Regions from separate parts of the Homo sapiens genome. Here region 2 is linked to region 1. Evidence: read pairs that join two places in POLR2A ChIA-PET (ENCODE). Cell type or tissue: A673. All regions are shown on one strand.

Region 1 (4,000 bases):
CTAGACATCAAAACTTAGCGTATGCAGTTTGCCTGCTTATATGAGGAAGAAAGACTGAATTTAGTAACAGCATACATCGAGAGAAGTGAGAAAAAGAAAAAGGAATTTGGAAGGAAGGAAAAAATGGAGAAGAGAGCAGAAACTAATGAAATAAGAAACAAAGCAATGACAAGATCAATAAATATTAAGCTGGTTCTTTGAAAAAAAACTGACAAAAATAGGCAAGTCTCTGGCAGAGGCTGATTAACAAAGAAAGAAAAGGAATAAATTAAAATATTAAAAATTAAAAAAGACATAACTAGGCATAGCATATACATGAATTTGAAAACCTAAACAAAATGGACAATTTATTCCAGAAAAGCAAAACATTCTAACATAGTCTCAAGAAGAAGGAGGAAATCCAAGTAACCTATAATCCACTGAATCAGTACTTAACTATCTACTGACTGCAAAAGAAATTACCAAGCCCTGGTGATTTTGTAACTTTTACCAAACATTCAATTCAAGAAATAGGTAAGTTTAATCTTCTGCAAACTTTGTTTTCAGAGGGAAAAAGAGGGGAACACCTCCCAGCTCATCTTTCTAGGCTAGTGTAAACTAAAAAATAAAATAAAATTAGGCAATTGCAGTATGAACAAGGGAAAGCTTGATTCATATAATTTATGAATAATGATGAAAAATCTTTAATAAAAGAAAAGCAAAGTAGATTTTCATAATTATATGAAAATATTGTGCCTAAGTTTTATCCCAGAAATGCAAGAACGGTTCCACATTAGAAATCCATTCTACATGAATATATATTCATGTAGTTTCATGTATATTCACTATATTAACAGAATACAGTTATATGTGTATGAATGTGTATATACATATATACACACACATATACACATACAAATACACACATGCATATATACTTATCTCAATAGATGCAGCATTTGCTAAAATTTAAAACTCATGGCAAACTCTTAGCAGACTGGTAACAAAATGGGATTCCCTTCATCTGGCAAATAATATTTAGTATTAGAAATTTTCAGCAAACATTATTCTTAATTATTAAACTCTTTCCTTTAAAATCGGGAACAAGACAAGGATGGCTACTGGCTCAACTTCCATTCCATTGTGTTGAAAGTCCTAACCAGTGCAGGAAGATGGGAAAAATTAAGAATCAATGTGAAGACTGGAAAAGAAGAAACAAAACTGTCGTTATTCCCAGATGATGGAACCCTCTAAATAAAAAGTCCTAAACAATCTACAGGCAAACTGTTAGAGAATAAAAAATTTAAAGTAAAAAAAAGAATTTTTTTTTTTTTTTGAGATGGAGTCTCACTTTTTCACCCAGGCCAGACTGCAGTGGCGCTATCTCAGCTCACTGCAAGCTCCGCCTCCTGGGTTCATGCCATTCTCCTGCCTCAGCCTCCCAAGTATCTGGGACTACAGGCGCCCGCCACCGCACCCGGCTAATTTTTTGTATTTTTAGTAGAGACGGGGGTTTCACCGTGTTAGCCAGGATGGTCTCGATCTCCTGACCTCGTGATCCGCCTGCCTCGGCCTCCGAAAGTGCTGGGATTACAGGCATGGCCACTGCGCCCGGCCAAACTAAAAAAATTTTAAACTCCCTACTTTTCCAATAAGGACAAAATGATATGACACCTAGGAATATATATTTAACGTAAGTTGATCGAGACTGTATATTAAAAATGGTAACATTTTTATTGAAAAACAGAAGGCTAAATGAAAAGCTGTACCAAAAATGATAATTCTCCCCAGATTAACCTAAAAATACAATACAGTTACAATGATGGTGTGTGTGTATATATGAGAAAGAAAGAGAGAGAGAGAGAGAAGGGAGAGAGAAGAGAGCTCTCTCTCCATCTCTCTTGGAGGAATGAGAATGGCCAAGACAGTTCTAAAGAGGGGAAGAGTGGGGATTTACCCTATTAACTACAAGACAAATACAGAACCAGTATTTCCCGTAATGTGGTAACAAGAGAGACAAGCCATAGACCAATAAAAAAAAAGAGCCCTCAGAAATAGACATCTTCAAATATAGAAACAGATTGGTGCTGTAATAATTGATGACTATCCATACACAAAAATAAATACAACTAGATCCGTATCTCACAACACACAAAATTAAACCCCAGGGGGATTACTGAGCTCAGTGTGAGAGGCAAAGTTTTAAAACTTCCATGAAAATACAGAAAATTTTTATCACTTGGGGATGGAAAAATAGTTCTTAAAATGCAACACTAAAAGGACACATCATCCAGGAAATGAATTTGCCTGCATTAAAACTGAAAACTTCTCTATCACAAATGATGCCCAAAACAACTTTGAGTGATGAGTCACTGATCGTGAGAAGACTTTTATGACAAAGGGAAATCGTTTAGAGTAAAGAGCAAATAACTCAGCAGGAAAAGAGAAAAAACCAGGGAGTTAGCAGATCAAAACAAATAGCCATCAGTCACACAGAAAGCCTGAGGACATCGAGAAGCAAGGCTGCCTTTTCCACTGGCCAGGAGAGCGGGGATCCCTGCCATCGCTGTGGAGTGCGGTGACTAAAGTCCTGCAGATGCACTTCCCCTGTGAGCCAGCAAGTCTGCAGGCTGGAGAAAATGCAGCAGGTGCACACACGCTGCCGAGTGCACATCACTCCGCATTCTAGCACTGTTAGAATAATGAGAAACTGGGAACAACCCAGTGTCCATGAACAGGAGATGGAGAAGCAACCTGTGGAATACTCGCTCAATGCAAGACCATGCAGAAGCCCCACGAAGATGACTAAGGCAACCCTTATCTACATGGATCAGTATCACAAACCTGATGGGGGTGAGAATAGAAACTGGCTTACGGTACCAAATGCGTCAACTTTGATGTAAAGTTTCAGTGAAGCAGACAACTCTGCAGGGGAATGAAAAATTCCCTGATGCCTCAGGATAGTGGCTGCTTCTGGACAATCTCTAATTTCAGACAGAGGGAGGGACAGAGAGCCGTGGCAGTGGAGGGGACTCAGATGGGTCTGCAACAATGTATGATAATATATTTCTTATTTAAAGAAAAAGAATAGAAGCAAATATTGTAAACATAGTAAGATTGAATAAATCTGGAAGGTATTATATTATTCTCATACTTTTCTGCACGTTGAACTAGCTAGTAACTTTTTTTTTTGAGACAGAGTCTTGTTCTGTTGCCCAGGCTGGAGTGCAGTGGCATCATCTTGGCTTACTGCATGCAGCCTCAACCTCTCAGGCTCAAGTGATTCTCCTGCCTCAGCCTCCTGAGTAGCTGGAACTACAGCCACGCACCACCACATCCAGCTAATTTTTGTATTTTTAGTAGACACGGGGTTTTGCCATATTGGCCAGGCTCGTCTGAAACTCCTGAGCTCAAGCGATCCGCCGGCCTCGGCCTCCCAAAGTGCTGGGATTACAGGTGTGGGCCACTGCACCCAGCCACTGACAACTTTTTTAAGGGTGCAGTGCTCAACTTTCAGATGTGCCAGGAGATGCACAGAACAAGGACCTGCTGAGGGCACCGCTGGTCATTTGCACGGAAATGACCCATTGGCTGTCCCCTGCTCTGCTGCGATTCTTCAGGCACCACCTAGTCTCCGTCTCCTACTAAGCGGATCAGGTTGGAAGTGGAGGAAGCAATGGATCTGGCATTAAAGATGGAAATCTGGATCTACCACCAGTTGAGTCTGCAGCTCAGCCCCTGCACATCCTGGGGCCTCCATTTTCCCATCTCCTCATGGAAATCATGAAGTCCGCCTCATGGACTTCACTGCGGTTGGGGTGGTGGTGGAGAAGACAGCTCATGGGATTTGAAAGGGCTGCATAAACCAGTTCCCAAAGGATGCCTATGCAGCGAAACCAGCCCGGGACCAGCGCAAAATAATACTAGTAGGTTTTATGTCTCCCATGGATGCTCTGCTCCTTTGTCCAGTGCCCTGTCCTGTGGCCCCTCTCACTTTGGGGACCATGGGACATGGAGCCTA
Region 2 (4,000 bases), 79 kb before region 1:
GGACAGAGGGGCTGAGGAAGGAGCAGCAGGGCCAAGAGGGGAGCTCAGAGAGGAACTGTCCTTCCTGGAGGCTGATCTTACTCACAGACCAGCAGGGGGCGCTGCTGGTGAGCCAGTTTTGTGGCTGTTGCCAGAGTGAAATTTTAAAATATGATCTATGGCTGGGCACGGTAGTTCATGCCTGTAATCCCAACACTTTTGGGAGGCTGAGGTGCGTGGATCACCTGAGGTCAGGAGTTCAAAACCAGCCTGGCCAACATTGCGAAACCCTAGTCTCTACTAAAGATACAAAAAAATTAGCCAAGCTTGGTGGTGCGTGCCTGTAATCCCAGCTACGTGGGAGGCTGAGGCAGGAGAATTGCTTGAACCTGGGAGGCGGAGATTGCAGTGAGCTGAGATCGTGCCATTGCACTCCAGCCTGGGTGACAAGAGTGAAACTCCGTCTCAAAAAAAAAAAAAAATCTATCCTTCAGGGGCAGTTGGCCAGGGCGTTCTTTTTCACATAAGGACTTGAGGCTGTCTCAGGGACCTGGGCAATAGGGAAGGGTCCCCATATTGTCATGATCCTGACATACAGCATGGAAACTGAAGACAGGGTTCAAACCTTTGGCTGGCGCAGTCATCTTCTTCCTAAGAACTTGGGTCCACTTGAAGTGCTTCGGCGCAATGGCAGATTTACAGGAGGGAGAGAGCATTTCAACAGCGCACTCACACATTCCTTCCACCGCTACACGGAGACCCTTCGAAACCTGGATGGGTATTTCTGTGTGACTGAGGGCCGAGGATGTGTGAGAGACCTGGCTTGGGGATGGGCCACAGGTACTGGCGGAATGAGGCCAGGAGCAGGCCCGGTGGCGAAGGGTGGCAGTCAGCTGGTGAGAGTTTCCAAGGGGCACTGAGAGCCCCCAGGTGCAGCCGATGCGGAGGGTTAAAGCCAGGGTATGCCGTATTGGGTAGATGAGGCCGCAGGGTGGTCCTGCCAGCAACAGCAGCCTCCTCTTCCCCACCTCTCCAGCGCCTGCAGGCTCTGCCCACAGCCCACTTGCAGGAGGCCGCTTGAGCCCTGAGGTGGGGCCTGGGCTGGGCTCCTGGACTCACAGCAGTGAACGCCCACAGGCTTGGCTGCGAGTTGGGGCCGGCAGGGCGACCCCTTCTCTGAAGCGCCAGCCGCAGAGAGAGCCCCCTGAACCCCACACCTCCCAGGAGGCAGCCGGTACCCGGCGTGGAGTGACGGGGAGGCGGCGGCTGGCGGCACACCAGCGGCCCAGATGACACCGGAAGGAGGCGCAGCCCCGCGGAGCCGGCTCCCCGGGCTTGGAGCTTCCGCGGGGGCGGAGGATGTCGTCCAAGGGGAGGAAGAATGGCGGTGGCCCGAGGGAGCCCAAGTGGAGTCCGAGGGCCGTGGGTGGTGGAGCCGGGCCTCCGGGGCTCCAGGGCTCTCAGGCCGTCCTTCCCAGCCAGGTGGCCTCGTCAGGCGGAGACAGAAGCAGAGGCCTGGGGGCCGCCCTCCGCTCTTCCCAAAGGCCCGACCCTCTCCTGCGCGGGCGCTGCCCCCGGCCCTCCTGCCGAGCCCCATCAGCTCGCCAACTCCGCAGGCCAGCCCGGCGGCGCCATCTGGCGGTCCCCGGGCGTCGCGCCTCCAGCTGGGTCTGTGCGCGCGGCAGAGATGCTGGGCGTGGGAACCGGCAAGTCCTGGAAACGGCTTAGGGCCCGTCAGGGAGGGCAGTTCCACGCCTGCTGGAGGGCAGGCCGCCTGCTGCGCGCTTCTAATCCGGCCCAGCTTGTCTTTCCCAATGCATACATTCATCTGCTGCTCTTACATCCTGCCACGTGGAGAGTGGGAAGGGAATTGAGGCCAAAGCCCTTGTTTTCACCTGTTTTGGGATCCTGTTGAGTAGGAGTTTGCTGGGGGCGCCCGTGCAGGACCCCCTTGAGGGCAGTTGGGGAGGCACGTGAGGAGCAGGACAGCGCATAAGGAGGGCTCACACAGCCCAGAGCCTGGCGGGAGGCCCCGCTGTGGGCTGAGGCGTCACCAAGGCCGCCAAGAGCCCCGCCGCGCTCCCAGGGCTGCACAGCTGCCAGCCTGCTTGGCGAGCTCCGGGAGCTCAGTACAGCCCTCACCTCCCACTGTCTCCTGTCTGCGCACCAGCAGGCGGCCGGCCAGGCCCTGAGTGCTGTTTCAGTGTCCAGGCCTTTGCCATGTCAGAGTCGGTGATGTCCACTGAAGCAGCTCAGCGGAAGTAGAAAGAAGTGACGTGCTTCATGGGGCCTGTGTGGAGTCCCAGGTCTCATGTCTTGCAGGCCTGGCCTGGCACAGCCACACATCCCTAGAAGAGCAGCCAGGCACACCCTCTGCCTCCAGTGGGCACTGGGTTCTGTTGCTACCGATAAATACATGCGGGGTAGACAACTAGCAGCACGATGCTCCCGGAAAACACACTGAAAGTCCATTTTCGGCATCAGATGAGTGGAAAGGAAATACAGATGGGGTCAGGTGCAGTGGCTCACACCTGCAATGCCAACAGTTTGGGAGGCCAAGGCAGGAGGATCACTTATGTCCAGGAGTTTGAGACCAGCCTGGGCAATATGGCAAGACCCCTATCTCTACAAGAAAACTTTTTTTAATTAGCTGGATGTGGTTGTGCTCACCTACATTCCCACTCCAGTCTGGGCAACAGAGCCAGACCTCATCTCGAAAGAAAAAAAAAGCAACAAAAATATGACATGTAGTAAATAATTCATTGTTGTCCCAGACTTTCTTTGAAACAGCTTTGACCTGGAGCATCTGGGCCGTGCCACAGCTTAGGCAGGGACAGTCAGGAGTAGACCCTTTGGGGTTCAGGGCAACACTGGGGTTCGCTCACGGTGGAGTGCTGGTGGGAGACAGCCTTCATCAGATGAGGGAGGGCCCCCAGTTTCTTTCTTGTTCTTCTAAGCCCGAGCAAGGGCTCCCTTGAAGGCTTATGGGTGCATCCTGCACCCAGCCCTGCCGCAGCCCCCTGCTGAGGAGGCTGCGGGGAGCCTGTGCCACGTGCCTGTCTCCAGCTGGCCTGCCCTCTGCACAGGCCCAGCTCATCGCCCAGTCTATCGGCCAGGCCTTCAGCGTGGCCTACCAGGAGTTCCTGCGAGCCAATGGCATCAACCCCGAAGACTTGAGCCAGAAGGAATACAGCGACATCATCAACACCCAGGAGATGTACAACGACGACCTCATCCACTTCTCAAACTCGGAGAACTGCAAGGAGGTAAGCCACACCCACCAGCCTCAGGGAGGCCACATTTGCCAGCTTCTGCTCCCTGAGCTCCTGCAGAGCGAGCCTTCCCGGGGTCCTCACGCACACCCTTGCCTTCCTATCAGACTCCAGTGGGGCCCGGAATGTGCACCTCGCTCCTGCCTTCCAGCTGAGCACTTGGGTGTGAAATGAGGTGTTTGTAACAAAGAAGCTGATTACAGTCAGCTTTAATGACCTCGAAAATGCGCCTTTTAATGCTGCTATTATCATCAACCAGCACTCAGCACCCAGGAGATATTTCTGAAAAGCATGTGGCATCTCTAAAGGGAGCCTGGGGGCTCTGGCAGAGGAGGCTGGAAGCCACCAGTAGCAGAGGCCTTAGCTGGTCCCAGTGGCTTCCCCCAGGGGACTTTGGAAAGTTCTTATGGGCAGAGGAGCAAATTCCCTGGGGATGGCCCATACCTGGACTGTTTGTTAAATGGCTGAATGATTGTGTCTGCTGTGGATGAGTGGATGGTCTCTGCTGCTTGTTGAATGGGTGAATGCATGATCCTGGTTTCTTGCTGAAGACATTCCAGGCAGTTTCTGAGACAGTGACCTTTGAGAGGAAATAAAAGTAGAAGGACTTTTCCAACAAGAGTGAAGGCCGGGGGCAGGATATGGGTATGGGAGCCTGAGAACATTCCTCTGGCCTCTGTGGGTGTGGAAGGAGCAGGAACCAGGACACTGGAGCCCTGCTTGGGGTGGGAAGGTCAGTGTTGGGCACG

Evidence for each region. ChIA-PET counts read pairs that join two places held together with the same protein. Peaks named below come from ENCODE experiments on the same cell type or tissue, not always from the same donor. Only the 100,000 strongest peaks of a DNase experiment are listed, where the experiment ranks them.
Region 2: POLR2A ChIA-PET joins it to region 1 with 7 read pairs; 1 of 35 experiments calls an interaction of 5 or more read pairs at or near these places.

The regions. Positions count from the first base shown.
Region 1 is chr15:29,180,828-29,184,827 of GRCh38, forward strand. All of the region lies in intron 4 of ENTREP2 (endosomal transmembrane epsin interactor 2), which reads right to left. Among named protein-coding and RNA genes, the nearest start is that of NSMCE3, 87 kb to the right of the region's middle. In A673, no CTCF peak of the experiment used is centred here; a DNase peak (open chromatin) is centred at 2,364; H3K27me3 peaks cover 338 bases.
Region 2 is chr15:29,102,314-29,106,313 of GRCh38, forward strand. APBA2 (amyloid beta precursor protein binding family A member 2) reads left to right here. Exons shown (of 15, transcript NM_001353788.2): 11 at 3,066-3,245. Among named protein-coding and RNA genes, the nearest start is that of NSMCE3, 170 kb to the right of the region's middle. In A673, CTCF peaks have their summits at 93 (motif pointing right) and 1,622 (motif pointing left); DNase peaks (open chromatin) are centred at 98, 1,648 and 3,248; H3K4me3 peaks cover 496 bases; H3K27ac peaks cover 694 bases.